4 separate regions of the Homo sapiens genome follow, and all the other regions are linked to region 1. A link is a loop called in an ENCODE intact Hi-C map of the cell type or tissue named here. Cell type or tissue: IMR-90. All regions are shown on one strand.

Evidence for each region. Peaks named below come from ENCODE experiments on the same cell type or tissue, not always from the same donor. Only the 100,000 strongest peaks of a DNase experiment are listed, where the experiment ranks them.
Region 2: a loop joins it to region 1, with 4 times the contacts of the local background. A loop is called at or near these places in 12 of 110 quality-filtered maps.
Region 3: a loop joins it to region 1, with 6 times the contacts of the local background. A loop is called at or near these places in 31 of 110 quality-filtered maps.
Region 4: it touches region 1 in a loop (5-fold over the local background); 6 of 110 quality-filtered maps call a loop at or near these places.

The regions. Positions count from the first base shown.
Region 1 is chr5:64,954,302-64,962,301 of GRCh38, forward strand. The region is part of intron 11 of CWC27 (CWC27 spliceosome associated cyclophilin); the gene reads left to right. Among named protein-coding and RNA genes, the nearest start is that of CWC27, 190 kb to the left of the region's middle. In IMR-90, a CTCF peak has its summit at 4,679 (motif pointing right); a DNase peak (open chromatin) is centred at 4,710; H3K27ac peaks cover 217 bases.
Region 2 is chr5:65,199,774-65,207,773 of GRCh38, forward strand. All of the region lies in intron 20 of ADAMTS6 (ADAM metallopeptidase with thrombospondin type 1 motif 6), which reads right to left. Among named protein-coding and RNA genes, the nearest start is that of ADAMTS6, 280 kb to the right of the region's middle. In IMR-90, no CTCF peak of the experiment used is centred here; DNase peaks (open chromatin) are centred at 448, 698 and 4,178; H3K27ac peaks cover 4,210 bases.
Region 3 is chr5:64,807,154-64,815,153 of GRCh38, forward strand. The region is part of intron 10 of CWC27 (CWC27 spliceosome associated cyclophilin); the gene reads left to right. Among named protein-coding and RNA genes, the nearest start is that of CWC27, 42 kb to the left of the region's middle. In IMR-90, a CTCF peak has its summit at 4,082 (motif pointing right); DNase peaks (open chromatin) are centred at 578 and 4,068.
Region 4 is chr5:64,630,703-64,638,702 of GRCh38, forward strand. No RefSeq gene overlaps it. Among named protein-coding and RNA genes, the nearest start is that of SHISAL2B, 56 kb to the right of the region's middle. RefSeq lists an enhancer at 6,628-6,797. In IMR-90, a CTCF peak has its summit at 4,572 (motif pointing right); no DNase peak of the experiment used is centred here; H3K4me3 peaks cover 229 bases; H3K27me3 peaks cover 1,218 bases.

The DNA.
Region 1 (8,000 bases):
TTTTTGAGACAGGGTCTTGCTCTGTCACCCAGGCTAGAGTGCAGTAGCACAATCATGGCTCACTGCAGCCTGGTACTCCTGGGCTCAGGCGATCCTCCCGACTCATCCTCCCAAGTAGCTAGGACTACAGGTATATGCCACTATGCCAGGCTAAAATTTTTTTAAAGACATGGGATCTCGCTATGTTGCCCAGCCTGGACTCGGAACTCCTGGGCTCAAAGGAGCCTCCCACCTTAGCCTCCCCAAATTCTGGGATTACAGGAATGAGCCACCGTGCACAGCCCCCTATTATATTTAAGTGAATTATTGCCTAAAGCACTTAGCAGGCTGCCTGGCATATAGAAAGCACTATATATATATATATAGTGCTTCTACCTATAACATATATATATATGCATATAGAAAGCACTAAATATATAGCCACAAGCCACAAACCACAAGCCACAAGCACTATATATATAGTGCTTTCTATATGCATATATATATATATATGTATGTATGTTAGTTATAGGTAGAAGATAGGAGTAGCAAAGCATTTTCCATCATTAGGCCAACAAATACTGTTTATTCTTTAATCAAATTCAGAATTATAGGTAAGCCCCATGATAAGCAGTGCTACATTTGAACATCCAAATTTATAGAAAATATAAACTAAGTTTTGATAATTCACAAAATAATTTTCTATGTTTCTCTCAATTATGAGTTTTATTGGTACTTTGGAAATAGGATTTAATATAGAGAAATATTTCTTATTCAAACAATCTATGTTAATAAAATGAAAAATATGATATCTACTCCCTGCTTCTTCAAATGATACTTAATCAGCTGAAGGCAGTCATAACTATAAAGTACCTTACAGACATAAAATATAGTGCCTTGTATTCACTGCCAAATAATAATAATACCTCATTTATATAACATCAACACTTTACAAAGTCATGTCACATGCTTCATTACATTTAGTTCTGTAACAGTCCTGAGAAGTAGATTAAACAAATATTATAGTTTCTACTTTGCAAATGAAGAAACCAAAGTATTAAAGATATTTAGTACTCACCCTAACTTAAATGGTAGATTTGAGATTTTATCCAATATTTTTTCCACTGTAAAACTGCAAAGTGCTGTTTCCTCAAAAAATAAAACAAGCCACAAGCAATATGACCTGTTAGCTGTATGCCAGAATCAGCAGTCTGATTGCTAGCCTACAATTCACAGCATTACCACTAAAATTGAGCAGGGCGACCCCCATTCAACTCACCATCCGACCTCAGGTTCCAGAAAGCCCATTTGGACACAAGTAGACTTCAAATGGAGCATAGTTGGATGAGCTTTTCCCCTACCTTCACTCCATCTCAAAACTTAATTTGTCAGAGATGTCATTAATCTGACATTAATCTGGTCTGGTTGGTCTAGGCAGGTAAAAAATAAAAATGAAAAAAAAAGTCAAGAGTGAAACACAGTCAGAAACAACTGGATATGGTGCTTTCAAATAGTTGTACATATTTTCATATTTCAATTAAAATATTCTCATAGATACAGAAAAATAATTTTACCAGGATATTTTCCAAAGTTCCTTATTAAAATTATTAGGAAAAAAAATCCCAAGATCTTGGGGAGTCAGTCCCTCTCTCTCCCTGTCTCACCTTTGCACTTGCAGTCACTAAACTACTAAGGAATGCTTTGTTCACTGATAAGAGGTGTGTGGGCATCAGGAAACTTGAAATTTTACTGCCATTTTATCAACTAACTAAAGCTAGTACTATGATAGAAAATAACCCTTAAAAAATTCTTAGACACGAGTCCAAACAACATAACAATCTAGAATGGTTCAACACATTTAACTTTATAAAAGGCTCACAAATAATCAATAATTAGGTATAGGAATATTAGAAATAAAAATTTTTATAAGAGGCTCACAAACACCTATGAATTATTTTTGGCAGTATAGGACCAACAAGATATAAAATGTGGCTGCTCATTGCTTACCAAAATAAAGTTCAAATTTCTTTATTTGGCATTCAGAGACTTTCATGATCAGAGTTTTGTCTTATTTTCTTTATTCCCCATCTTATTTATACATTCTTCATTTTCAAAGAATAATTTTTCTCTGCCTCCTGTGCATCCTGCCCTGTATTTCCTTTGGTTGTTATGTCTTGGTTATTATTTCTCGTTTACCTGCTATTGCCAAATCTTATTTCTCCTTTAATGCCCACTTATGCTGCCACTTCCTCTACCCAGCTTTCCCTCTCCCTTCTCTGCATGAATTTCCTAAATATCAGAACCTCTCATGTTATTTGTACCACTACACAGTAATAGTGTATGTCTTACCCTTTGTCCAGTATATAAGCTCCTAACCTGGAAAACTGTCATTGGTTTCCCTCACTCCTACGCATAATAGTACCACCTACCACCATAACTGTTTGCACTAAATAGAGTAGAAAAAGGATGAGCTTTGAAGTCTGACAGCCTTGGATTCAAATCCTTGCTTCATCATTTATTAGCCATATAAACTGGGGTAAGAGATAACCTATCTAAACCTCTGTTTCCTCATGCATGAAATAGGGATAATAATACCCCTTCTGTTGTTACAGAATTAAGTAATAAAGCATGCACAGTATCTTAACATTGTGTCTTAGACATGCTAGATCCTAAAAAAATGGTGATGGTGCTGGCAGAAGTGGTCATACTTATATTTTAGAAGCTACTTTATTGCTTCAGTTTCCTCAATCACATAGGAAATCTAAAGAATACTCTGCAATACCACACATGCAAGTATTTTAAGGACTGTTTTGAACAGATTTGTAAATTCTTATAACTACTTGGAGAAAATTACCTTATGTTACAAAACAATAGAACCCTCCTTTAAGTACTGTTAGAAACACAGATATTCTGCAATGCTTAATTCGCCTTGGGCAATTTTAGGTAGTACTTCTTGAGTCTCCTTTCTCATTGGCTTCATAAATTCTTTTTATCTTGAAGAATTTTTTTTTTCTTACTGCTACAACACGGGGTACATAATTTGTAGTTTCCACATCCAGAATGGCAGGGCAACATGGAAATGTTTTCAAAATGGCCATCGAGCTACAAGAATTGCGGATCACACCATCTGCAGAAGCACAAAGTGTGCTCTCTTGAGGTACCTGGGGGGCAACATCAATCAACCTGTGTGCTAGTCCAGAGGTTTGCGTGAGGGAGAATGAGCAAATTTAAACAGGAACAACAAACTACAGCTGATAGGTAGAAAGCTGGAGCCCCCAAAAGAAAAGCACATATGCCCCTCAACAATTCTCAATAATCATTTATATATTGCAGTTGTGTCTTGTGATCATTACTAAGAATACAGAAACATCTGTAAAAAGCTGCTTATCAAGTAGTCTATCTGACAGGCTCCCTGATAAGTTTATGTAGTAGACCCACTGTTTAATAAAAAACGTTATTAGGGAGACTCTGGGCACACTGCCCATGGGTTAACCCTGCTCCTCAAGGAGCAGTATAAGAAAAATTATTAGTAAAAATAAGACAATTAAGACCAGTTTTAATGTTTTGTGTTCAGAACCTGTCTTTACTGATCTAAGTTCTCTCTATCCCTTAACATGTTAGGTAAGATTACTTAAATTTATTTGAATTGATTTTTAGTATAATACTTTGTGGTATCCTAAATTATATGCTGTCATGACTATAATTTATTACCAACATAACTGCTATTTGAATTATAAACTCAACAAAGCCCTTTACTCCTGAAAAGACAAGATAAAATTTTGTATTTTGATAGGAGTAGGGCTTTAAAACAGGTTTTTTTTTTAATTTCCGACATCTTAAGGGAAAATAGCAAAAGTAAAAATTTTAAAAATTCCTAATTTAGAGAGTTAAAACTATATTAAGGATACATTCCATTTTATAAATGTCACACTATGCTGTAAATGTATATAACCCCAATGTGATTACTAGTTTGTTATGAAGCATATGTGCAGTGAGAACGTGCTACAAAGAGAAAGTGTATATGGTAGTGTGTGTAGAAACGAGACACTGGCTTCTCGTAAAACCTGTTTTCTCATACTCCCAGTTTAGCACAATCATTGAACTTCTCCAAACCTCAGTTTTTTTATCTGTAAAATGAGCAGGTTGCTGATACCTAAGAACTTCACAGTACTCAAATTTTATGTTGTGATTCTAGACATATTCCTTTTATGCAGAATTTAAAAATCAAGATTAAGCATTCAGTAGCATGTAAATATATAAAACTCCTAGATATGAACTCATATATTCACAAGCTACCCTTCTCTAATGGAAAATACAGTCGAAAATCAGTGAGTATTTTCAAGTTTATATTTTAAAACAGAATCCAATCTGAAAAACTGCATAAATTTTAACTGTATTATTTATTCCATGAGACAATTTGTAACCTGCACATTTCTCAAATTCTCTAATGGAAAAACACAGAGGAAAACGTTCTGTATTATTTTATTTTGAGAATTATTTTAAGCCCCTCATAACATGAAGCAATGAAGCTAGGATAAACTATAGAAGAAAAAAATAACACTTCCATGTAAATTAGACTGAATTACACATAATCAGTGTTCAGTGTTGAGGCATACTTTAATGTTCAAGTATATTTCAGATAACCCCTAAATTATTTAACCACTTTTAACTAATTTTCATGAACCTTTAGGAGGCTTATTGACCACCAGATGGAGCCAGTATTGTTCAATTTGTAGCATAAAAATATGCTGAAAATGAAAACTGGTGAAACAGAATGAATAAATGGTAGTTTTTTTATTGTAGTCCATAGTATAGAAAAAATAAACTTTAGCATCCTTCTGTCTAGTTTCTGTAAAATACACATGTATAGAGACCCCCCCATTAAATTATTTTTTATTATGAATAGGTTTTTATTTTGGCAGCTCCATTGGACAAGTTTTCTTCTTATTCACTATTTGAATATATCACCTTAACAACTTTCAAGTATCTTTAAAACAAAGTTAGTAAGGCTTTAGTCTCTGGTCACTAAATAAATATTATGGGTTGTAATAATGAAAAAATGATAGTATAGAATATATTGCCTATAGGCTCTCATTTTATTGTCACAGAATATTCCCATTATAATTTCCACGATGGATTTTCTTAATAAAGCAAAAGAAAAGGCATTCTGACTGGGAGAGGGAGAATATGTAGTTTATCACCAGTAGCTCCTCAGGAGAGATGGTAAAACCACAATGAATGGCTGCAACTCTTACCCAGAAAGCTTAGTGCCCAGTGGCCCTAATCAGGGGTAACTGCCTTAAAGCTGACTTCATGAACTCCTCTCACCTTTATTTAACAAGTGTCAGGAATTATCTAATCCCTTATACCTCAACTTAATTAGGCAACCATCTATTGAAAAAGTATTTGTATGCTAAGGGCCCTAAGGCCCTACAAGTCCCTCCAGGAACTTTTCCATTCAGTAAAAGCAGTAAGGTGACTGTAGACACTGTTGTAATTCAGGACCTAAAAATGATCTATCTGTTTATTTGTCCATTCAGCTACTATTTATTTAGCACATACTATATGCAAGGCATATGCTAGGCCACAGTTCTTGCCATGTGAGTTTACAGCCTGGAGGGCAATATAAACAAAGAAGCAGTTATGATACGGTGTGCTTGGGAGCCACGAAGTGTTTTGAAGGTTCAAATGAGGGGAAAATTTGATTAATTAAGGAGAATCGAGAAAAAGCCATAAGGGATTCTTCCTAGGTAGAACTTAACTGAGTAAACCCACTGTTTGGTCTTTTTTTTCCCCTCATTATCCATTAAACCATATATTATGGTCTGGGGGAGTTTAGGGCCTTTTTTTGAAGGATTTTATTTCATCGGGATATACCCAGTTGGTTACCTGATGCATTTTTGTGTCAGATTGGAATTGTTTTCCTAGGGATTTTTTTTTTTTTCTCAAACATGAAGAAGAAACAACCAAACTGGTTAAGCGCTTGTACTTTAGAGCCAGACTACATAGGTTTATATCCCCAGGCTTATAATCCATGTGATAAATTATTTAACCTTTTCCTGCTTTCGTTTTCTCATTGGCAAAATGAAGTTCATAACATATTTTCCTGACAGAATTGTTAGTTAGAAGATTAAACAAGTAACTCAGTTACCAGTGTCTGGCATATAGTAAGTAATTGAAATGTTAAATGTTAGCCATCGTGTTAGCTATTTTCAAGTCTGATACTTTTCCTTGAATTAATTTAAGATCTGGTATATTAAAAAAAAATACAAATTGACTTTGTATTTTCCAGAAAGTATGAGGTACAACTAGACATTAGTAGCATTAACATTTTTTATATCCATCAAGTCTATTTTGTTAATCAAATGATGTTTACTGTTATTACCACATCACCTTTATTTAGTTAGCAAAAATTTTCTTGAAATAGTAAATCCAGAGACATTTAAAATCATTTATAAGCAGGCTTATTAACAGTTGCTGTCACAGAATAGCCACTCAGTACACTTCTTTTTTTTTAAGAGATTGTCTCGCTATGTTGTTCAGGCTGGCTTTGAACTCCTAGGCCCAAGTGATCCTCCCACCTCAGCCTCCTGAGTAGCTGTGACTACACGCCTGCACCACTACACCCAGCTCAATACACTGTTTTTTTTTTTTAAATGAATGAATTTGCAGCTACTTAGAGCTGATAGCTCCTTGACTCTGGTCCTGAGACAACAGAGGGTATAAGTATAAGCTCTTTTAATCTATACAGTGAAAGCTGTGGATAGATAACATTGGTTCATTAGGTAGGTAGCCAATGAAGAGACTCAAGTGGATTGAAGATTAAGTTTCTGACTAGCTCCTAGGGAAAGGATAAGGGACATACTTTATAACATGCAGGAACAAATGTGCAGTACTTAACTTGCAGTCTTACAAACTAAGAGTTGGAATACAAGTTTTAGCCCAGGCTCTGCTGATAACTCACATGAGACACTAGCTAAGTAATGTCACTTACCTGGTCCTTAGTTGCTTCATCTATCAACAGGAAGTTAGATTAGAAGATCCTCAAGCTACTTCCTAGCTCTTGTGCTCTAGTAAACTGATGGTTATAGTGATGTTGGACATTTCCTTCCCAAGCCCTTTCATATATATATATATATCTCCTATTTTTATCTCATACATAACTAATATATTTTTTTAATTTTATTTTAACGCCATAGCATAGGTAATCTTTAAGTCCCCAAGATGCTTGTATTATATCCGTGAATCCACATTTTGATACTTACATTGTAAGTGATATTTTTCATGTATGTTAAGTTCATTTTACCCTTTAATTTCTGGAATGAAAAGCCTGTATCATATGTTTTACATTTCTTTCAAAGCATCTCTTAGCATAAGAGGCACACAGAAGACACTGTGTAATTATGAATTGAAGTTTTAATTGAAGACAGTAGGACACAGTGTGGACCTTTGTATCATACATACCTCAGCTCATATCCAAGCTTTACTATATTCTAATTTTGGTCATATCCTGTTTCCTCACTTGTAAAATAGGTTTATTGATACTTTCCTCATAGATAATCAAAACACCCTAGCATAGTGCTTGACATATAATAAGTTCTTAGTAGATATTCTTTTTTAATTCCATCCTTCATTACTATCTGTTTAGCATGTATTTCATAGAAATTTCAGGTAATGATGAATAGTCATTATAATGCATCATTATTGTTTATGAATCATCCAGTGTACATTGAGATTTATAAGAAAAGTAAAAGTAGAGCACTCTGTATTAGAAAAACAGAATTATTTTAAATGTCTTGTGTATTTTATTAGCCAGTTTTACTTCACTAAAATCATCTAGTCACTTATTGAATTTTTGTTTATTCAGGAGGATTCAAGCACATGAGAAATAGATGTGCTACTTCCTGTTCTGGCAACATGGACTGAGCTAACACAAAACTTTCTTCTCCTACAAATCTATAGAAATGCTGGATAAAATATGATCCAGCCCAATTTAAATACTTAGCTAGGCTTGAGGAAGA
Region 2 (8,000 bases), 250 kb after region 1:
CATTGTGTTTATGAGATATAAACACAGTATCTCTTGGGAGATATTGGGCTAAGTGCTAAGAATTATGAATTGACTTAATTTTGATCATGCCTTCCTTCCATACTTCTTAAAAACTGGGAATCAAGAGTACTTAGGTGTTCATTTTAGCTTCATGATTTCAGAATGCTATTTTTTATGAAGTAAAAATTAAAGTCCTTGAATAGACAGCTGAAATTGCTCTATATTTTATGAAGATGCATGTTTTCCTTACATTTGTCTTTTATTAATTTTCTTCTAGAATGTTATATTAGACAGTGTGGTATTTCACACTCAAGAATTGACTATATCAGTAATCTATTCCAAATCTTCCTACAACACTGTACTATCTTCCTCCAACAGCATACAAAGCTCCTTCCAACTATTACTCCCACACTTGGCAGGTTTACAGATTTTTTTTTCTTTTTAAGTCAGTAGCAACAGGATAACTCTATAAACCAAGGCATCTAAATGAATGGATTTTTAAACACATACTTTTGAATTAAGGAAAATGCAGCTTTTAACTTTAGAAAGTAGAAAATACAGATCAACTGGAAATAATCTAAACTAAGTCCACAAGAGAAATGATTGAGTTTAGATTCTTTTTATATGATCAAGCCTCTTGTACATAACTTCTTTTAAAGTAGTCTGTAAAACATTGCTAAGATGTTGATTTTAAACCCGGTTGGGAATAATTACATCCAGTTACACGAAACCACGATGCTTTCAAATCTAAAGACTTATAGTTTATAACCAAAACATAAAATGTCCACATGACCAGTCAGTGTGTACCTAATCAAAAACAAAATTCTAGTGGCTTAGTGTCCAGATCCCCTGGAAATAAGCAGATGTTCTGCAGAATTTAATAAAAATACACTAATTGTATTTTATTCTTAAACACCTAAAGTTACTGGCATGCAAACTGTATGTATATGTTTTTTTAATGCAATCCTTCCTCCATGCTTAAAAAAAGTAATGGCTTCATATTACGAAAGTTAATTATAAGAGATGATATTGCCAATATATATTTACTTTAAACCCTCTACAAAAGGTATATTCTGTTTAGAGACTTTTAATTTGCTTATCTTTTTATTCTTTGATACTAAAGATTCAAATATGATGGTCCTTACCACAGAAATGTAACCCTCACTTTTTGTCCATAAGTTTAAATGTCAGATCCTATATTTAATTTTCTGCCAATAGTTCAAAGTTAAAGATCTATTTTCCCATCAAAGGTTCTTTTATACAATGGGAAGAAGGCATATTCCACTTGAATCACTGCTCTAGCTACATATCAAGAAATGGCTTTAATGGCATTTTTATACAGTATGTACCAAAGGAAAAGGTGCAAGAAGCCCATCAAATGGCAAATGAGTCCTGGATGGAAACCATCTGCTGTTCTTACTCTAGGGGGTGGTGATGGTTCAAGTGAGTCCCAGTCTGAGCAAAGAGTTCAGAGACCATCGCTCTTCTTCATTTCTTCCCTCCATTCCAGTCCCTCTACTCCTCTTATTAGCTGCCCAATGTTCTCATGTGTTCCTATCTTTCTCTTCTTTCAGAGAATTAAATAATTTTGTAAACTCATTTGTAACATAGTATTTGGCAATATATTGCTTTTCTCAGGGCAATTTACCATCTTAAAAGTAGAAAGAAGGCACTCAAGGTACAGAAATTACAACTTGAATTTAACTTGAAAGGGTGACATGTGTTAAACCAAGAAGGATGGGTCGGGGGTGGTTAAGGGCAGGAGAAAGACTTTCTAAGTCTTCTCAACTCTACTCATCAGTCCCATCATTTCAGTGATAGACCATGTAATGGATAAATGGGCATTCTACAACCTCCTGTGAATGAGTCAACAATAAAAAGAAAGAAATATAAATGTATTCTTGGAATTGATGGGCTAACCAACATCTAAATAATTTAACCTAGTGACATAGCACATCATATCTACCCAAGAAACAGTTTTCTGAAGAGAAGGAGGTAACATTAAAAAGTCAGAGCTTGTACTAAAAATGTGTCTGGTGGCTAAGGCAACAATTTGCTTAGCCACAGCATCCATAGTAGCTAGCAACCAAGACAACACTATATAACTACAGTATACAGAGCATATGGCCAGCAATATTAATTTAATTTAAATCTTTAATGCAGATAGCATCCAAAGAGTGACAAGTGCCAGGAAAAAAAATGTCTCTCCGCTCTGCCTTTCACTGCTGGAATCTGGCTGTTGTGCCGTGTGATTGTTGGCCAGACACAAGCATTTGCAGGGCAGAGCAAAGCCCATCTGCCTTGGATCTAACAGCTGGAACCCAGGGTACCAATCAACTCCACTCATATGGTTCCTTCTTCTGAAGAGCCTCCTGCTAGTTTTTATCTTTCAAAGGCTTCCCTTCTCTTTTCAGTGTCTTTCCTTCTGTCCTTTTCAGTGTATTTCCTTCTGTCCTAAGCAAAACTGGATGTCCTAAGTAAACAAAGGATGATCAAAAGCAAAATGTAGCTCTAAAAATATTGTATTTTTCTAGAACAACTGTGTTTAGTAATGGTAAGGTAGGGTGGAACATACGTATACTGAGCTTATCCCTGGAGAGAATTCCTATTACTCCTTAGCTATTAAGAGTAATCTTTTCCATATAAAGTATCTAAGTTTTTAACTAATTTAGTTCCTACTATGTCTAATGTATACTTTTTTAGTACTATAAGGGAGAAAGTTACTGAGTAAGACAGTCTTGACCTCAATGAGATTACACTAAAATGGGGGTGGGGTGGAACAGGGCAAGTACCATTATAATTATATTACATGATGGAAGATATCTAATAAAATAGTGCATTTTCAGGTCTAATATTTTTAGTTTATAGTTTCCCCATTTTATCTTATTACTGTCTGATTTCTCTTTTCCTGATCCTCACTGATCTGAAGAACTCTTTTCATAGCCAAATTTCATAGCCAAACTCTTTTCATAGCCAAATGATATTACCTTTCACTTTATCTTGTTCCTTTGTTTTTTCTCATCCCAAATTCTGCCATGTTTAGTTACCTCTTTTTGACTTCTAAGTGGTTTAGGTAAATGACCTAAGGCAAGTTTTCATTCTTCTTTGTAAAATGAGGTAATCAAATACATAAAGATAATTTAGAATGCTTCTTCCAGATCCAAACTTCTATAAAAGTTGCCTTCTCTTCTCTTCCTCCACATTTCAATTGTTCAACATTTTTTTCCACCAATTCTCTCTCCCTTATGTGTCTGCTTTTCCTCTGTATTCTACAGAGTAAGTCTAGAAAACAGGCATGTTTCTTTTCATTTGGTTTTGCAGTCTTGTTTCAAGTGCCTAAGTTTGTACCAGTGCGAGGTACATGTCAAAGGGGTTACACATGTCAAGAGGCAGAATACTAACTAGAAATAGGAAATTGTGAAAGGCAAGTTTCCTAATATAAAGAATTAAATCATGCTGGTATACCCAGCATGGGTGTACATGCTCACACCTGTAATCTCAGCAACTCGGGAGGCTGAGGCAGGAGGATCACTTGAGGCCAGGAGTTCTAGGCTGCAGTGGGCTATTACTGTGCAACTGCACTCCAGCCTGGGCAACATAGAAAGACCTGTCTCTAGAAAAAAGAAAGGATTAGTTATATTATACTAGAAAGTCATCTCCATGACCTTAAGTAAGAGCTTGTTTTTGGTATTTTATTTAAATTTTAGAGGAATATTGTTGAGAGTACAAAGGCCTTGAGCTTCTTCCACACAGTGTAATGTATTTATCATCAATAGACAGGCTTTTCTTTTAAACATATATAAAATCCCTTTCTAGGAACCAAATCTTGAAATATTTCAAATTTGAGTTAAAATAAGGATATAATCATATACAAACTGTATAGCTTTTAAACTAAAAATCTTCATTTTCTTCAACTAAAGATGGAAATAGTAATATCATAAGTTCCCACAAAATCAGGATGATCATGCTTACCATAATAAAAGGCTTTATTTTTAAAAGGCTTTGTTTTTTCCAAAAGTATTTTATGCATTCAAACATGTAAAGATGAATAATGTTATGACTGTTAAAAATACTATTTTGGAAAGAATTTTTGTGAAGTGAAACATGACCTGTGATATATAGATCATTAATACAATAGGAATGCACTCAAACTGTGGTTTCAGATTCACCCAAGTTTTTCAGTGACTGAATATGTATCCAAACCCTGCTCGTGTTAGGGAAGAATATAATCACTAAAGCAACACAAATGATGAAAGAGGACTGATGAAATGATGAAACAGTACTAGGAGAATATTTTGGCTTAGCAGAGATTTCTTGCCTTCAGTTATAAATCTTCACATTAGAGAAAATGCAATCCACAACATGCAGAAGTAAACAGCAAAACATGTCAAGATTATCAAAATAACTCTTCATATGTAAGACTTTAAGCTTAAGTTATATTGAAAATATGCAGGATAATTCAAAGAATTTTTGTAAAAGTAGTTATATAGGAGAAGCCATATGCTTAAGGAAAAAAGATAAATGAAAATTATTATAGATAAATAAATGAACACACATATTAGCTTCCAGAAGTGTGAACCAACCACGAACATGAGTTTATATAGAAGAGATACTCTGCAATCTCAAGAGTCAAGTTATATAAGAACTAACCCAGTAAGGTTAATGATTACAGAGCCTAGGATCTTGGGGGCTGTGATGTTCACAGGTGCCCTGTTATGATGCTGGGTACAGCTAATCCCAGGTTAAAGGACACTCTTCCTTCACAACATTGAAAGTGACCTGAGAGGAGGGAATTGTGGGAGAGAGTGAATAGGGGGATGTCATGGTTAATGCAGTGACAGACCATTGTCTAGTCCGATAAATATATTATTTTTCAAAGACCAAAGTGAAAACTAGGGAATAATGATCAACAAAGCTGAATGCAAACCTTTGTTCTTCCTAAACTCAAGTCATTTTTTTATAGGGGATTTGTATTATTTTAAAAATCTCAGTGATAGGTTTTATATCTACGTTTGATATATACAGGACTCAAATGTAAAAGGACCTTCATGATTTCAAAAAATAATAGTACATTGTACAACCCCACACAGAAACTATCTTTCACAGGGAATTTTTCTTTAAAACTAACTATATAATTATGTTTCTTCAGAGGGAAATGAATGGCATTGAATAAAGTGCTTTTAACTATTCAAACTAAAGTTTCCCTCTGTAATCTTTTATTTAACTCTGAAAATAACTTCTGGATTGGTAACTCCTAAGTGAAAGATAAGCACATTTAGTTATAAGATTCAACCTTTTTTATGTCTTTCGCACTTAATTTCAATCAAGTCTATTTTGAATCTTGAAAAAAAAAAACAACAACTGGACTTTGTTTTCCTATGCTCCATTTGGGGCTCCTCTGCTTTGAGTTTCTGTGAAAGTTACAGTGAATGTGTCCTTTATAAGCTGCAATACAAGTGTTAGTCATTATTTTTGTTATTACGTCCGTAAAACATAAGTCTCAGAACCCTTGTTTGTTTGAAGCACATTCTGTTAGTTCACTAATAATGTGAATTAACCTCTTAGTGATATTAAATGTGTTAGACATCTTAGAATTGACAAAAAATTAAAAGGACATCTCTGAAAATGTAAAGCATTTGTCTCTGTTTTATCTGGTACTTTGAGAACTGTTCTCTTTTAGTCAGCTATTAGTACTGGCCTAAAGACTGTACTACATATTTTCTAATAATTACTTTTTTAAATAATTTAAAAACTGTCATTTTAGAATGGACTTACTATACTTTTAAGTCAACATTATGCTTTGTTGTATCATTCCTGAAATATATAACATGAACAAACAACATTTCCATAGAAACAATGTAGAAATACCCAACTTTTTAAAGGGGCCAAGGCATGACAGATTCGTTAAAAGTAATCTGAAAATTGTGTTATTAATAAATGCAATAGTATAGGTTATCACATAAACTTGTTAGCTGTCAGGAAAGAAGTTGCTAGCAATTTCTCCTTTAAATATATAGTTCCTTCTTTCCTTCATTTCTTTTTTTCCTTTGCTTTAATCACCCACTATTCTTACCCCAAACTAACAGAGACAGAGGAAGGAAACATATTCAGGAGGATGCATCGGAAGGAATATAGATATGAGAAATTTACATATTATTCAAAACCTCTAGTCTCTTAGCTAGAAGTACAGAAGAGTCTCCAGTTTTAAATTCTGAACATCACCAGGGCCCTGAATAATGAGCAGCTTATATGCATTTATTTTCTCTTCTGAAATGAAATTCAACATCTAGTAAAAGGAAGTTAGGTGACATTTTTAATCCAACTTTAATGATACTCATTTTACAAATCAGGGGTTCTCAAACTTTTTCAGTTCACAGTATCCTTAGTATCTCTAATTTTAAAAATAACATCCCCAAGACAGAAAAAAAAAGACTAAGAATTTTACTTGTAGTTAGTTCCAAATAACTTCTTTGTAATGATTTGTATGCTGTAAGATCAATATCGCTATGTTTCCCCTGAAAATGTACAATGTTCTGCAGTGCCCTTGGGCACCTTTGTACAGTTTGAAAAACGTGGTCCCACATCAGGAAAATTCAAAATAGTAGTTGGAAATCATATAAATGGTCTTAAAAATCTCAAAGAGTAGAAACCAGCCACAACATGTATAAGAATCCAGATGATTTTGGGAGGCTGAGGCAGGTGGATTGCCTGGGTCAGGAGTTCGAGACCAGTCTGGCCAACATGTGAAACCCCGTCTCTACTAAAAATACAAAAAAATCAGCCGGGCATGGTGGCATGCGCCTGTAATTCCAGCTACTCGGGAGTCTGAGGCAGGGGAATTGCTTGAACCAGGAAGGTGGAAGTTGCAGTGAGCCATGATCGTGCCACTGCACTCCAGCCTGGGCAACAGAGCCAGACTCCATCTCAAAAAAAAAAAAAAAAAAAAAGAATCAGGTAAAGACTCAAAAAGTAAAATAAAAAGAATTTGTCCTAGCTCAAAAAAAAGAAAGACATAAATATCTTCTATGTTTATATGCTGTTTTTTTTCTCTCTCTCTCTCTCTCTCACACACACACACACACACACACACACACAAATACACACACACACAGACTCATACATTAGGCTTAAAATGACATTCAGGGAAGAAAAAGTATAATAAAAGAAGCATCAAACATACAAATAAAATTAGACTATGTAAATGTAAATGTAAAAGTAATGATAGCATTTTAAATAGTCAATGATGATTGATCAGAAACATTCCTGTATAATCATTTAGTATATGTAAAATAAAATCTGTGCTCTTTGATCTTCAAACAAAACAAAAAATATCTCTAACAGTAAACTGTCTCCTTCCTAACTCCTCAGTAATCTAAGCATAGCTTTATCTCTTCCCCCAAAGAACTGCAAAGCAATGTTTGGCAGAGAGATGCTTTTGTGTATTAGCAGAAACTTTGGTACACAATTTTGCACTTCTATTCAAAGAAGAAGAAAGAAAAATCTAGGAAAAAAAATTGGAGAAAGTTATCAGGAGTGTCAATAGAGCCAATGGCAGGACAGACTGTATATTTAGAGCATAAATATAAAATTATAATAAATATAAAATATCGTATGTATTTCTGACATTTCTTTGTACTGCAAATAAACTATTCTTAAGGTTTATTTTCTAACAGAACAGGTACAAAGTTAAATACAACACTATAGCATCAATTATCAGTTAATGGGCTTTGGAAGGTTTCACTTTAAAGCCTAAGCATTGTATAATATTAAATAAGAGGAGGGGATGGGAGTGAAATGAGAATGGTATGAACAGAGGGAAATGAGAACACACCCAGAAAAGTAGGGTAGAAAATTATCATGAATATTGCTGCATTCTGCAAAGATTCATTCTCTTAAAGAAAGTAACTTCCTAAAAAATGAAGGTCTTCTCTGATTAGAACTGTAATTTAAAAGAAAACAAATTGTATCAGTGTTCATAATAACTGAGTTCAAACAGGGGC
Region 3 (8,000 bases), 150 kb before region 1:
CATTTAAGCAGTAGGATCAGAAACTAGACTAGCCCACCAGCCCTTTAAGCAATGAGCCGTTCAAAGTATAATTTTACTGAAAACGTGTGGTATTGCTTCTATTGGTAAGGAAACATCTGGAATCTGTTAAAGCTGGTTATCACTTTTGGATGTTAAACCTACACATGTATTTATTGAGTGCTTAATATTTAAACTGGGGAATGATATTTAACAGAATAATTTTCAACAAGTTTACATATAGTAGGATCTTCTCCTAGTAATGTGTTCTCAACAATGTCTCTAGTTGTTCATTTGAAAAAAGAGCTCAGGGGAAATACAAATCCAAAACGCTTCCTAGTTTCTCTCCTTAGAGAATCGGCACCCTTATATCTATTCTGACTTCCTAGGATTTCTAATCCCTTGTCTCTTCCCTTTTTAAAATGTACCAATCCCACTTTCTTTCCAGCCCACCTTCTCTATGCCTGTATCTTGACTACTGGATACAGCTCAGCAGAATCACACAGGCATATACAAGCTGGTATTATTATGGATTTCTAGATTCCAGCCTCAGCTGTGTCTCCAGTGCTTCCTTATTACTCACTCGCCACAATGTTTACTTCACACTTCAAACTCACTCAACGGATCACCTGGCTGCTTGTTTTTTTATGAAATGAGAGTAAATTTCTTCAACCCGTATTTCTTTCTCTTCCCCGCTTCGAGAGTAAAAACTAACAAAACCATTCCATTTTATTTCCTGTCCCTACCTCCTTCCTATTTATTTCTAAATACATATCATCTAGCTTCTCACCTACCACTCCACTGAAACTACTTCCACTAAGGCCATCTAGTTGATAATCGACTGGCTACTTTCCATTTTTTTTTCTTGGTCTTCCTGCTCTGGAGATTTTTGTCTCTTTTCTCTTGAGACTAATCTCTCTCAAGAACCTTACTATTTAAAGTGTGATCTGTGAAGCAGTAGCATTAGTATCACTTGGGAACTTGTTAGAAATACCGAGTCTCAGGCCCTGTCCTACACATTTTTAATTAGAATCTGCATTCTAACAAGATCCCCAGGTGATTTTTGTGTGCATTAGTTTGAGAAGCAGTCCTGTAGAATATTAATTTTTATCCCTACTGCTCCTGGATGAGTTCAAGTTTGTATCATGTTAGTTCCAAGGTCAGCAAGTTGTCAGCAAGTTGGTACTATATTCCCTGACTCCTTAGTGCAAACCTATGTGCACCCTTTTCACACTCCTGTAATATTAGGTTACATATACATTTTTTCTTCTTTGTGTATCCTTATACTGTAACTTTCTTGAAGGTAGTGATCATATCCATTTACATTTGTATCTCCATGTTCAAACAGCGTAGGTACCCAAATATTTTTGTAAATACATGAACAAAAAATGAATAAATTCTTCTTTGGCAAATCACTTTCTCCTCTGGATCTTGTAAGTAGCTTGCTTGTATTTTCAATAGGGATTTATTGATTCGCCTCTCCTCTGCCTAAACTAAGCTCTTTAGAGACTATGTCTTATTTATCTTTATATCCTCAGAGGCGGCTAATATCTTAAGCATATAGTAACTGGTCATTAAACTTTGTGGAATGAGTGGATAAATAAAATATTTAATTAATTATGTTCCATTATAGGAGTGGTTTTCACTCCTAACCGCACATTAGGCTCACGGAGGAGGCTTTGAAAAATACTAATTCGTAGGCCCCTCACCCACAGATTCAGAATTGTCTGGTCTGAGGTAAAGTCTGGGAAGATCCTTCTTTAACTTTTAAACTTTTAATTTAAGTATAATATACAAACAATGTGTCTATTAACTATATTTCATAGTGCACATAAGTATACAGCTAGCTGAATTTTTACAAACTAAATATATCCATATACCCATCACCCAGATCAAGAAACAAAAAATTGCCATTACCCATAAATTCACCTCTTGCCCCATTCTAGTTACTTCCCCCTCATCTCCTAATAGTAACCACTTTTCTAACCTTTAAAACAATATTATTTTTAATTGACAAATAGTAATTGTATATATTTATAGGTTACTATGTGATGTTTTGCTGTATGTATTCATGGTAGAAAGATTCGATCAGGCTAATTAACGTATTTATCCACTTCAGCAACTTACCTTTTTTGTGTGTGGTGAAAACATTAAAAATGTATTCTTTTAGCAATTTTGAAGTACATTAACTGTGGTAAGCATGCATTACAAAGCTTATTCTTTTTTTTTGTTTTTGAGACGCAGTCTCGCTCTGTTGCCCAGGCTGGAGTGTAGTGGCACAACCTCAGCTCACTGCAACCTCTGCCTCATGGGTTCAAGCGTTTCTCCTGCCTCAGACTCCTAAGTAGCTGGGACTACAGGAGCGTGCCACCACGCCAGGCTAATTTTTTGTATTTTCAGTAGAGACAGGGTTTCACTGTGTTAGCAAGAATGGTCTCGATCTCCTGACCTCGTGATCCACCCGCCTCTGCCTCCCAAAGTGCTGGGATTATAGGCGTGAGCTACTGTGCCAGGCCACAAAACTTATTCTTCTAGTCTAAGCAAACTTTGAGAAATGTCTGTTTAGGTATTTTGCCTATTTTTTAGTTGGGTTATTTGTTTTATTGCTGTTGAGTTGTTTGAGTTCCTTATATATTTTGTATATTAGCCCCTTATCAGATGTATGATTTGCGAATATTTTCTCCCAATCCATGGGTTGTCTCTTCACTCTATTCATTTCCTTTGCTGCGCAGAACTTTTTTAGTTTGATGCAATCCTACTTGTCTATTTTTACTTTTGTTGACTGTGTTTTGGGAGTCCTATCCAAGAAATCATTGCTGAGTCCAGTGTCATCAGGCTATTCCCGCCTCTTTTTTTTTTCTAGTAGCTTTACAGTTTCAGGCCTTATCCGTAAGTCTTTTATCCATTTGGAGTTGAGTTTTGCTTATAGTTTGAGATAAAGGTCCAATTTCACTCTTCTGCAGGTGAATATCCAGTTTTCCCAACATTTATTGAAGAGACTTTTCTTTATATATTGTGTGTTCTTGACACCTTTGTTGAAAATCAATTGACTGTAAATACCTGAGTTTATTTCTATACTTCCTATCCTGTTTCATTGGTTGAGGTGTCTGTTTTTATGCAAATACCATGCTGTTTTGATTAAAATAGCTTTATAATACATTTTAAAATCAGAGAGCGTGATGCCTCCCACTTTGTTCTTTTTGGTCAAGATTGCTTAGGCTATTTGGGGTCTTTTCTGGTTCCATACTAATTTTAGGATTTTTTTTTCTATTTCTGTGAAAAATGACATTGTAATTTTGATAGAAATTGCCTGGAATCTGTAGATCACTCTGGGTAGTATGGACATTTTAATATTAATTCTTGCAATCCATGAATCCAGAATGGGATATCTTTCCATTTATTTGTGCCTTCTTCAATTTCTTTCAATGTTACATAGTTTTCAGCAGACAGATCTTTTAGCTTCTTGGTTAAATTTACTCCTCTAAGTATTTTTTTAATGCTATTTACTTTTCTCACATCTAAGAGCATACATTAATTTGGGGCAATATACTTTATCAAAGCTCTGTAGATATTCTAATATGCATTCAGTGTTAAGAATTCTACTCCCAAACACATACCTCCTTGATTATTTCTGAGGTATAGAATAATGTAAAAGTGGATGATATTTTGTAGGGTTACCTCAGGTCTTTCACAGAACTTTTGCAGTTCAACAGGGTTAAGACATTTATCTCAGCTGCACTTGATTTTAATCTTAAGAAAGATAAAAGGGTCAAGAAAGTGAGAATCAAGTAATTTTAGAGAAAGAAAATAAGATATTTGGGTGTTTCTAATGTTTTTTTAAAATGTGGCTGATAAGGAATAAAATCAGTATCTCTCAACCTTGTTTGTACATTTGAATCATCCCATTCCTGAACAAGCTGTTCATAAATTTTGGTATTCAGCCATAAGAAATTTTTAAAAACACTCCATGTAAGTCTAATATCCAGCCAAGGTTGATGAAAACTGGGGTAGTTTGCAGCTTGTTTTGGAAAGTCCTATTTTAAAGCTTATTGTAAAGAATCCTTTTTTGCCTGTAGGTGGAGCTCAGCTACTGCAAGTTGATCATGTAAATCAGATTGTGTTGTCTTTCCTGCTTGTTTTTAGCATCTGTATATTGATACATAATAAATGACTAAACAATAAAATCAGCTGTAATAAGTGGACCAGATAGTAAAAAATCAGTGGTTTGTTAGGATGATTACAGCATTATAGTAATGCTATCTTTTATTGTGCAATTTCTATCATCTATAATTTTATTGTGATTCTAAATTTTTATTGTGATTCTAAATTAATTACATCAAATTGAAATATAAATGAAAGAAATCTTAACATATACCTTAAAATCACAATCATTAAAAATTTCATGATAATCTTTACGGTTAACTAGAAGGGCATCAGTCTTAGTGTTTGAACAGGTTCTAACTTTATCAGCCATGTTCTACTTATATGCCATGTTTAGTTGACTGCAGCACTGTTCCATTTTTAAGAAAAAATGATCTTATTTGATAAAGTTAACTGGAATTTGTGTTTTGCTCAGGAGTTCTGTTAGGTTGACTGAATATGAGATATATAACTATAATGATAGCATCAGGAATTTAGATATGAATATTGAAGTTGAAAATAAAGATCTTATGAATTGATTAAGCTCTAAATTGTGGAGCATGGGATAATAGAGTCATGTTTTCATACCTTCTAAGGTCTGGATGAACACCTAAATTAGCTGTTAGTGTTTCAGATCTTCTTTTGTTGGGTTTGAAATATATGATTAGGAATTCTTATGGAACTTTGGATATTTTTTCCCCAGAATTTCTAGACTTCTCAGAAAAATTAATAAGCTTCTTCTCGTACTTAGATAATTTTTGACTCTTACTGTACTTTGTGTCTGGATTCTCTTACTTTATGGTTAGATTTAGGAAGTACAGAGTTATCCTTAGTAAATAAACATTGTTTGCTTTAGGAAATTTAAAAAGATAGTTCAATATTTAAATTTCAAAAATTTAAAGGATAGTATACATTTTTAAATGATAGTACAAATTAAAAAAAACAGGTTAGTAACAAACATTGAAACCCACAGATATTATAACAACCCAATTCAAACCATTGAAATTATCATCTCTAGGATGTGCCTCTCTTCATCTCACAGAAGATTTATAAGCAAAGAGTGAAATTAACTAGGACTAGAACATTTCTGCTTCCTTTCATTCTCTTTTGTCCCAACGTGTTGGACTGAAGCAGACAGTAAAAGAAAGGAAGAGAAATAGAAATCCAAGATCTATATACTGGGTAGTTGGTCTCTGAATAAAGAAAATTTGCAGTTGTTTTTTTGCTTTGGTATGGAGTAGTAGTAATCCAAATGTTGTATTTTCAGGAAATCTTTCTGTTTAACAGCAAATATTAAGCTTTGGACCAGTCTCAGGTTTAATGAAATTTACATGCTAATTTTTACTAGAACTTGATTTTTATTTTTGTATATTTTTTCCTAACCAATCATTCTATTCTCAAATATATGTTATTCGTGTTCCCAGCCACTGTGTAAGAACTGGTGCGTGCCAGGAAGTGGTAGGCTCCAGGAACATGAAAATAAAGGAGATATGGTTTCTATCTGGAAATGTTCACAATATAGTGTAAGAATAAGAATTGTCAACAATTAATTACAATTCAGTATGACAAGCGCTCTGCTAGACGTGCATACAAAGTGCTATGGATGTTAAGTAGGCAGTATATATTTCAGGAAAAGATCAAAATACCAGATTTAAAAGGGTTGAACAAAAATTGCCATTTTTGCAAATCAAAAACAGTCAAATATCAGCAATTTCATATGTATGACTCTGATGCTAATAAAATAAGTCATTTTTTGGAGCTACTATTTAAAAGGAATAACACTTTAACATTATATTCAATTATTTAAATAATGTTGCATAATCTCTCAATGTAGACTAGGTGGTTTGTTTTAATTGCCTTTACCAGTTATGGTTAAAATTTTGGAATAGTATTAATTGTAATAGAAACCATACTATATTTAGCATTTCTGGCAAGCTTCCATTTTTCTTCTGTTTGGACATTAATAGCAATAATTTTTGGATATTCTGGACTAAACTGTTTCTTGGGCCACTTGAAATAAAAATACCACTTTTAAAGTGCCTATTCAGTTCATTGAGAACCAGTTAATCCGTATCCAAGGAATCACCTTCAAAACAAACAAACAAAAAAAATCCTTGAACTTCAGCTATGTATATCAGAAATATGACAACCCTACTGTTTTTACAATTAGATTTTGTATGGCAGACAGGAAGCAGTGAAATGCACATGTGGGAGAAGCTTCTCTTGTCAAAATAGAAAAGAGGTATTTGCATCTCTTTAGAATGTATTGATTTATATTATCCTTGAGAGTTAGAATCCATTGATCTCACTGCATCAGTTTATAGGGAATAGAATTGTGCATTTGAAACATAGATTTGACATTATGTGCAGAAAAACATTCTTTAAGTTATTCAGCATTGGTCTCTACCCCGGAACAAATATAGTCATGTTGAAAAATTGTGAAATATTCACTGCTTTCTGGCCTTTTTAGGCCATATACTGTGAATTCCCTGTAAATTAAATTGGAAAGTATAGTTTGGGAAGAGAAGGGCCACTGAAGAAGTAAAGTTCTTCTTTGTTTTACACAAAGTTGGAAGTACATGAAGTTATGCAAGAGCCTGAGGGAAAATTATAATTAGTGATTTTATTTTTGCTATCTCTAGCTCTTCTTTTACTCCCCTTTTCCTCTAACTCAAGCTTGTCCAACCCGTGGCCCATGGGTCACATGCAGTCCAGGATGGCTTTGAATGCAGCCCATCCTGGGCTTTCTTGGCAAACTTTCTTAAAACATTATGAGATTTTTTTTGCGATTTTTTTTTTTTTTAGGTCATCAACTATTATTAGTGTTAGGGTATTTTATGTGTGCCCCAAGACAACTCTTCTTCTTCCAGTGTGGCCCAGGGAAGCCTAAAGATTGGACACCCCTGCAACTGTTCAGGGGCTTTACTACCCTTTGGATACCACTTCGGTTTTGCACAGTCATTTAGTTCTTCCTTTGAACTAGGTACTGCACTGGGGCCCAAAATACTGAAATTAGTAAGTATCAGTCTCCTTTCAAGTTGCTTAGTTTCTAATAAGCAACTTGAAAACAATACCTAACCTATACAAATGAATAAGGGCTGTGAAGGGTTCATAGGTGTTCTGGCTAGGAAATTGTTCTGTTATTCCACAGATATTTATTATTATTCTACCTTGGGGTCAGACACTTTGCTAAATCAACTTATTTCCCTAATATAACTTCCACAGCAAAGGTATAAGATATACTTTGTTTTATGATCCTTCTTTTACAAATGTAAAAACTGTACTTTAAGAGGTTAAGTGACTTGCATTATGTCCCATAGCTAGAAAGCAGCGACACCAGTACTTGAACCTGCAATGGTATGACACCTCTACAGAGCCTAGAGAGGGGTTGGCCAGAGCCAAGTCATGTGTGTCCAGCTAAAGAAAGACTGACATGAAATGTTTCTAGCAAAGATGTGACATTATTTCACATATATTATAATATAACTCTTTGTAAGCATAGGGGATGGATTAGAAGGAGACTGAAGCAGAAAGACGAATTAGATTATTACACTAGTCCAGGGAGAAGTAATAAGGGCCTAACTAAGGTGTAGTATCTGTGGGGATGGATTTGAGAGATATTAAGGAGGTAGATTTATTAAGACATGGTAACAGATTGGATGTAGGAGACCTGAAGGTATATTTCAAATATACCAAAGGTATATTCCAGATGACTCCTAGTTTTCTGGCTTGGAAGACTGGCTAAGAAGTAGTAGTAATAAGCATTGAGATAGGAACACTGGATATTCCTACTCCTCTCCTCAGATATTTTTGCCCTGTTGGTCCTTTCTGATATACCTCTGTTTTGCTACACATAAACGTAT
Region 4 (8,000 bases), 320 kb before region 1:
ATATGAGGAGAAGTGGTAATAGAAAGTAATCTAAACTTGTTTGTGAGCTGGATATAAAGTGATGGAAAAAAGGAACAAAGGATGCTACTAAAAAAGTTTGATCTCAGTGACTCAGATGCCATTTACTAAGATGTGGAAAACTTGCAGGTTGCAAGTTGTGGGATGGCATGGTTGTGGAGAAATGAGAACTTGTGTGCCTATGTGAAACCCAAATTGAGATGTTAGAGAGGCAAGGAGATATGAGCTTCGCTCTTAGAAAAGAGATGAGAGTTCAAGAAACATCTGTGTGAACTACCCACACATGGAAATGGATGAGAATCCCCTGAGAAACAATGTGGCTGGAGAAGATTAGCGGCAGGCCCTGAGCCAGAGCATCACCTGGGGTTTAAAGCTTGGGGAAAAGAGGGGCTAGCAAAGAAGTCTGAGAAGAAGCACTCATAAGAAAGAAAGATGATAGTGATGCTCTAGCCTAGTGAAAGGGCGTTCAAGAAAAATCAACTGTGCTAAATGTTGCTGAAAAGTGAAATAAGTCAAAGCTTAAAATGAAGTCACTGGGGCCGGGCGCAGTGGTTCACACCTGTAATCCCAGCACTTTTGGGGGCCAAGGCTGGTGGATCACATGAGGTTGGGAGTTCAAGACCAGCTTGGCCAACATGGCGAAAACCCATCTCTACTAAAAATACAAAAATTAGCCGGGTGTGGTGGCACACGCCCATAATCCCAGCTACTCTGGAGGCTGAGGCAGGAGAATTGCTTGAGCCCAGGAGGCAGAGGTTGCAGTAAGCCAAGATCACACCACTGCACTCCAGCCTGGACAACAGAGCAAGACTCCGTCTCTAAAAGAAAAAAAAAGAAGTCATTGAGTTTGCCAACATGTAGGTTGCTGATGATTTTAATGTTGAATGACAGAGACAAATGTAAGTTAATGGGAAAATTGGAGGTTATGGGATGTAGATAGCCACTATTAGACAACTACTGGAAGGAGTTTTGGTGTAAGGGGGAGCAGCTGGAGAAAAAGGTGGAGCCAAGAAAGAAGGATTATTAAGACAATAGAGTATATTTGTATGCTGATGGGACTTATCTAGCCAGGAGAGAAATATTGATCATGTAGGAAGGAGGGGAGCTCGTTGAAGGAATGAAGTTTTGAGAAGGTGAGAGAGAGTGTAGGATCCACTTTATAAGTAGAGGACTTGCCCTTAGGTAGGGACTCAAACAGGAATTTTAAATTCCTGTTTCTAAATGCCACCAGTATATTAAAATCCCTTGAGATTTTTTTTGAAAGAAAAAAATAGATGTCCCACAGTAGATTAATTAATTCAGAATCTCTAGAAGTGGGATTTTGGCATCAGCATTTTAAAAATTCTACATATAGCTCGTGTTGATAATCACTGATGCATTGAAATGGGAGTGAAGTCAGGTTGTGTGAATACAAATACAGGTAGTCTGATCTACTTGGTGATGGAAGAATGAGGCAGTTCTCCTCTGATTGCTTCTATTTTCTCAATGAAATAAGAAACAAAGTCAGAGCTGAGAGGGTGCTGTTGATTTGAAGAGAGAGAGTTAGGGCATGAAATAATTTTTGGAAGTAGGAAAGTAAATTTACTCATGAAATATAATACAATTGCAAGGATTTGCAGAGGGCCCACTTGAGACTTCTGGGGAAAAATGTAATATGAGACTAAATTAGCACAGCTGTGTTTCTTCTCTAGCCACATCCATCCGGGTACAGAAGGAGTAGGTGGAGATGTTCTTTTGTGACATTTGAAGCAGTTGCCACCACTTGACTCCTGACTGAAGTTACAAAGTGGAGGCGGCTGCCTTTGGAAATTTCCTACCTCCCGCCTGCTTCCTCAAACTACTCCAGGCTGACCTAACCCTATCAGTATGATCTAAAAAGAGGAGCTAGTAAACCTAAATGGAATTCTAATTGGTAGAAGAGTTGAAGGAAAGGAAAGGAGATTTTAACAGTACCTTACTGAGCCATAATTTACATGAAGTACAAAATGTACAAATCTTATTGCTTAACAATTTTGCAATTTCTATACACCAACATGTGATCACCACTAAATCAAGATATAAAAACTTTTTTTTTTTTTGAGAGAGAGAGAGAGAGAGAGAGTCTCACTGTCACCTAGGCTGGAGTACAGTGGCACGATCTCGGCTCACTACAACCTCTGCCTCCCGAGTTCAAGCAGTTCTCATGCCTCAGCTTCCCGAATAGCTGGGATTACAGGCATGCATCATAGGCCAGGCTAATTTTTGTATTTTTAGTAGAGATGAAGTTTTGCCATGTTGGCCAGACTGGTCTCAAACTCCTGACCTCAAGTGATCTGCCCGCCTCAGCCTCCCAAAATGCTGAGATTACAGGCATGAGCCACTGTACCCGGCCAATATATAAAAACTTCGATCTCATTCTATGAAGTTCTCCTCGTAACCCTATAAAGTCAACATTCCCCTACAAAAGTTAAACAATATCGTGATTTCTGTGCCCACAGATTAATTGTGCTTGTTCTTTAACTTCGTGTCAATGGCACCATACAATATGAACTCTTGTGTCTGACTTCTTCTGCGTAAGGTTTTTGAGAATAATCTACATTGTTTCATGCACCAGTAGTTTGTCCTTTTGTTACTATTGAGACTGCATTGTATAAATAGACCACAGTTGTTTATCCATTGTCCAGTTGATGGATATTTGTATGTTTCCAGGTTTTTGCTTTTATGAATAAGGTTGCTGTGAATGTTCTTTTTGTGGACATATGTACTCATTTCTTCTCGATATCTATCTAGAAGTAGAATATAATCTGAAATTTCCATGTTATAGAATAGGTATATATTTAATTTCATTGGAAATAATTTTCCACAGTTGTCTATTTTATACTCCAACAGCAATGTCAGAGCATGCCGGGTGCTCCACATCTTCACCAATAATTGATATTATTAGTCATTTTGGCTGACAAAATTGTAGTGGATGTGAGAAATAATATTTCTATTTTTGTCATTTTATTTTACTAGTCACTGACTTGAAGCTCAGAGAAATAATATTTCTGAAGAAGATATTCAGGAGTCACTTGTCCACTCTAGACATGGCACATCAGGTCAAAGTGCAACAACTCCACACAAGAAGGAAATGGATCTGAGAACCTTTATCCTGAAAGGCAAGCTGGTATGTCTTAGAAGGGTGGCAGTGAAAAAAGGACTCTGCACAGATTGAGTAGAACATGAGAGTTGGGGGGAAAGGCAGCCACATCTTCTGAAGCCTGTTAAAAATATATATTAAACGATACTTGTCAAAATATGGTATAGACTTTATTCAGGACCATCATGGTAGGTACAGGGACCACTGCAATGGGATCTTGCAGTGTGGGAGAGAGACTGGGCTCAACTCTGAAAACACCATGGGCAAGTGGGAATTTATAGCCAGGGAGCAAGGTGGGGGTCAGAGGATGGAAAATTACTGAGAGGAAGCATCAGGGGTAGGAGGGATTCTGGCTAAACCAATCTAACAGGATTCTTGCTGAAGACCAGCCAGGCTGATCAGACATCATCCAGAAGATGGTGGAGAATGATCAAGGATGATCAGAGGTCAAGGATGAAGGGTTATTGCTAAACTGACATAGCAAGTTCTTTGCTACACCTGGATTTTTACAAGGAAGTACACAGATGGGCCTAGGAAGAAGCTCAGAAGCCTGACTAAAGTTTGGCCAAGCAAAGAATCTTTGTAAAGTTCTAATGTGTGACACAAGGGATTGAGTTAGCTAAACAAAAGCACAACTCTTGACTTTTGTCTCCTCTCCTGTCCTCTCCTCCTCCCAACAAACATTCTCCCAACTCAGTATTGAATCCTTTGAATCCTTTGATTCTCTTATTTGATACTGCTTAGATTCCTTAGGAAGCACAGCTTATGGAGCCCAAGGAAGCCAGAGAATGATTTAAAAGGAGATTCCTCCAATTCCAGTCTTCTGAAGGTTACTTTCCCATCTCATTAGGTAGAAGGACACTGGCCAGCACTCATATTCCCAGAATGGGAGGCTATAAGCATGATTCTCTGATTTCTACCTTGAACTCAGAGACAGCCTGGAGTCAAAAAAAAGACCCTGACACAAGAGTTTCATTTGTTCATTCATTCATTCACATATAGATACATAGATGATACATACATGTGTGTTGAGCCCGGATGTCTGCGGTCTCTCTTTTGTGCCAGAGATTGCCTATTCCCTCTTCCTGGGCATCTCTCAGGCCTAAATCTGTTACTCTTCCTGTTGCTAAATCCCCAAGTGAGCGCAGGAAGCAGACAGGAAGTCATCTGCAAGAACTGACTTATAATGTCCCTTCCAGTCTTAACAGTTAATCACTCCAGAAGACCAGCCTCATTCATAAACATAGCTCTGTGACTGGTGCTAGTCATTTTTGATGTGATTCCTTATGACTGATTGACTAGTAGCTTTTTAATGAGGCCTTCAGACTCTATGCCAATGGTCTTAATTACTGTTGCTGATACATTTAAAACATAACACCACTGCTTTTGAAAAACAATTTAAAGTATACAAGTGTAGTTCACAATATGCCCTCAAGATGGCAGTACAATAATACCTTGTGCTTCACCGTATCTTCACATATTTTTAATTCTGCTAAATTATAAAACATGTTGAGGGGGAAACTTTATCATAAGAGATTGAAAAAAATGAATTTTTTGTTTTGTATTATTCTATTATTGCTACAGGAGCATGTCTGAAATAATAGCATCTCACATCTGCATTGTACTTTAAAGTATGAAAAACACCATCTCTCCCATTATTTCACTGAATCCTCACAAAAAATGAGTGTGATGATTATTTTCATTTTATGTAATAAAGTCCAAAGATTAATTATGAATGACATACATAAAACATTATGAGTTCATGTGCTCCAGTAAGCAGCATAACCAGTTTTCCAAAGACCAGAATTCTTTCCTGCAAAAAATTCTTATCTGCTTAGCAAAAAGCAAGTATCTACAGGTCCAATAACACTTTAAATATCACAGGTTATTGTGATCCAGTAGAGGTTTGGGGTTAAAATCATAGAATTTGGAGCTGAGGTTGTCTGATAAGTAGGGTGACCAACTTATCCTGGTTTGGCAACGACTTTGCCAGTTTTAGCTCTGAAAGCCACACGTCCTGGGAACACCCTCAGTCCCAAGCAAACCTGGACAGTTGGTGATGAGCTTCCTGAGTCACCTGTCCATTGGTTACCTGTTGATTGTCCAACAGCACTGTGAAAACTCCTCCAACTGGTGCCCAGCACACCACCTTACACTTAATACTAGCCAATAAATTTTTGTTAAATTCTAATTCAGCTTTGTGTTTTGCTCAGGAAAAAAAATCTTTTCTGCTGTTTCCTAGGTAAGACACAATCTTTGGACTCACTCTTGTTGATGCCAGACTCAATAGTTCAGCCATTTTGGTATCATTTTCTCATCTAGTGTCAGCGTGGTTCAAACTTCCATGAAGTTTTAGTATTCAGAGACGACTTTTTGAAAGGGGACAGCAAAGTACAGGAACTGAAAGATATTGTGCACAGAAGAGAAGAACCTTTCTCTGCTTGCCTCTACCTTAACATGGCGTAAGGCAAAACCAAGCTCTTTCATATTTCAGATACGTAAGCACTTCATCAACATTGAATATATATACACAAATGGTCAGTCTTTCCTTGCTTCACCCTTTAAACTCTCTTGGATATGTGAAGATTAACATGCCCCTAAGAACCTAAAAATAAAGTGGGATCTCAGAGTTGAGGTAGACAGGAGAGTGTATGTGTGAATGTGCTCACACACAAAGTAGATGGTATGTACACAAATGTGGGAAAACCACCCCAGACACAATTCCCTGGACATCATTGTGATTCTGCTGCCTTCTGTCCCACTCCAGAAAGCAAAGTCATTAAGCGCATTAGGAAAGCCAAAAGACTGAACGGAAAATACTTTGGGATAAAGACGCCAATGCCCTCCTTAAAAGAAAAAAAATCTTTGATACTTGTGACCTGTACAATGCTAGAAATTAAATTGTTATTCAATGTCAGAAATTAAATTGCACAATGCCAGAAATTAAATAACCAATAAATTGTTATTCCAAAAAGTGCTTTGATATTTGTACAGGTCACAAAAAATCTTTGATATTTGTGACCTGTACAATGCCAGAAATTAAATTGTTATTCAATGCCAGAAATTAAATTGCACAATGCCAGAAATTAAATAACCAATAAATTGTTATTCCAAAAAGTACACTGAACATGGGGTAGCATCTATGAAAAGTGAATGGCTATAAACTTTTAAAGTCATTGTACAAGTTCACTCAAACTACTTTCAAATGTGAAAAGTAAATGTAGCTTTCTTATTTTTCTAATCTTCACCCACCCTGACATATCTTAATCTCTTCAGTTTCAACCATTTCTTTTCAGTACAAATGGCCCTTTCAGCGACATGCTGCCCCTCAGATGTTCCTCCCCAGCCTCCTCACAAAGATGGCATCCCCACATAAATCCTGTGAGGAGATGGGTGTCAGACGTGACATGGCCTGTGGCTCTCTTACCAACGCGTTCCTTGCCTCATGTCACACTGCCACATCAGCAACTGGAGTCAATGGCTGATGATTTTTTGCGGCTTCCTCGTGTTCCTCTCTCCTGACGTGGCCCCACCGGGGCACTTCCCTCTGTGTAACCTCAAGTCTTGCTGTAAAGTCTGCTCCCTCCACAGGCAGTGAGCCCCACGTATCCAACTGTGTGGAGGGAGGGGACTAGGGAGAAAATGTCATGAAAATGAAGTTTTGAAAATATCAAGCTGATAGGGTGGGGTTTTTTTTCCTTTCTTCTCTCCAGTAAATTAAGTTCTCAGGCTGAGAGCCATTCTGTCATTATAGCCCCCAGAGAAGGATGGAGAGGAGTGAGAATACCCTTCAGGAAAGGATAGAATGGAGGAGAAGTTCTAACAAGCCAGGGGGAAGTGACAATTTGGCCTCTTTCAGACACTAGGAGATTATGGAGAAGAGAAGAGGACAGAAATACAGAAAGCAAGACTTCCAGTATTTGTTGTCTGACTTCTGACTTCTAGGCTATCAAAGAAGAGCAAGCTAGACAGTCTGAAGAGAAAGCTGCAGACTTTACAGAGCTACCCCCCTGCATCACACAATTCCAGGGGGGCACAATCATATGAATGGCCCTCTCAGCAGCTCCAGCCACTTCAGAGTAAACCTGGAAGGGTTATAAGGTCACATGGCATTGGGGCATTGCTAAGTCTTCCCGAGCTCCCGGGGATATGGAAAGTTGCTGTCGCTCCGTGTGGCATGTGGTAGGACACAAAGGGGTTAATGCTGCTGACTGATAGGTTTCTTGGGCTCATCCTACAGTGCGAGCCATGTCTACAGGGCAACTACCCAGAGTGAGAACCAAATGGGAGTTCACAGCCAGATGTCAGGGGGAAACGCCATATCCCTGACCGCTGAGGTGGGTCTGAATCAATGGACAATACCTCAGAGAAGACAAGACAAAGAGAAACTAGACCACAAGGTTGCCTGCTTCGTCAGTAAACTTCAGCAATGGGAGCCAGCAGGAGGAGCAGTGACAAGATGGAAGGGGGCCATTATTTTGGCAGAAGCCAGGGAGCACAAAGATCCACTCACAGATCACAGTCCCCTCTCCTTCCCGCCATTGCCTCAAGAACATAAGACCAGGACCCCAAGAGCCACCTTTGCCAGGGACAAGGCATTGGGCGAAGAACTGTGAACGATGAAACACTTACTGGAAAGTCAGAGACTAAAAGGAAACCATTGAAATCAGAATAGAATGATAAATCCTTACTTGCAGTTCTCCTGGCCCACACTACCCAAGAGAGTAGGAGTCAGGGAGGGGATGCATATAAGAAAAATTAGATTAATTGTCAACCACATTTTCTTTGCACTTTTATTGATAGAATAAGTTAATATGCCATTCTGCTGTAATAGTTTATAGAAAAAGTTTTTACTCTATTGATA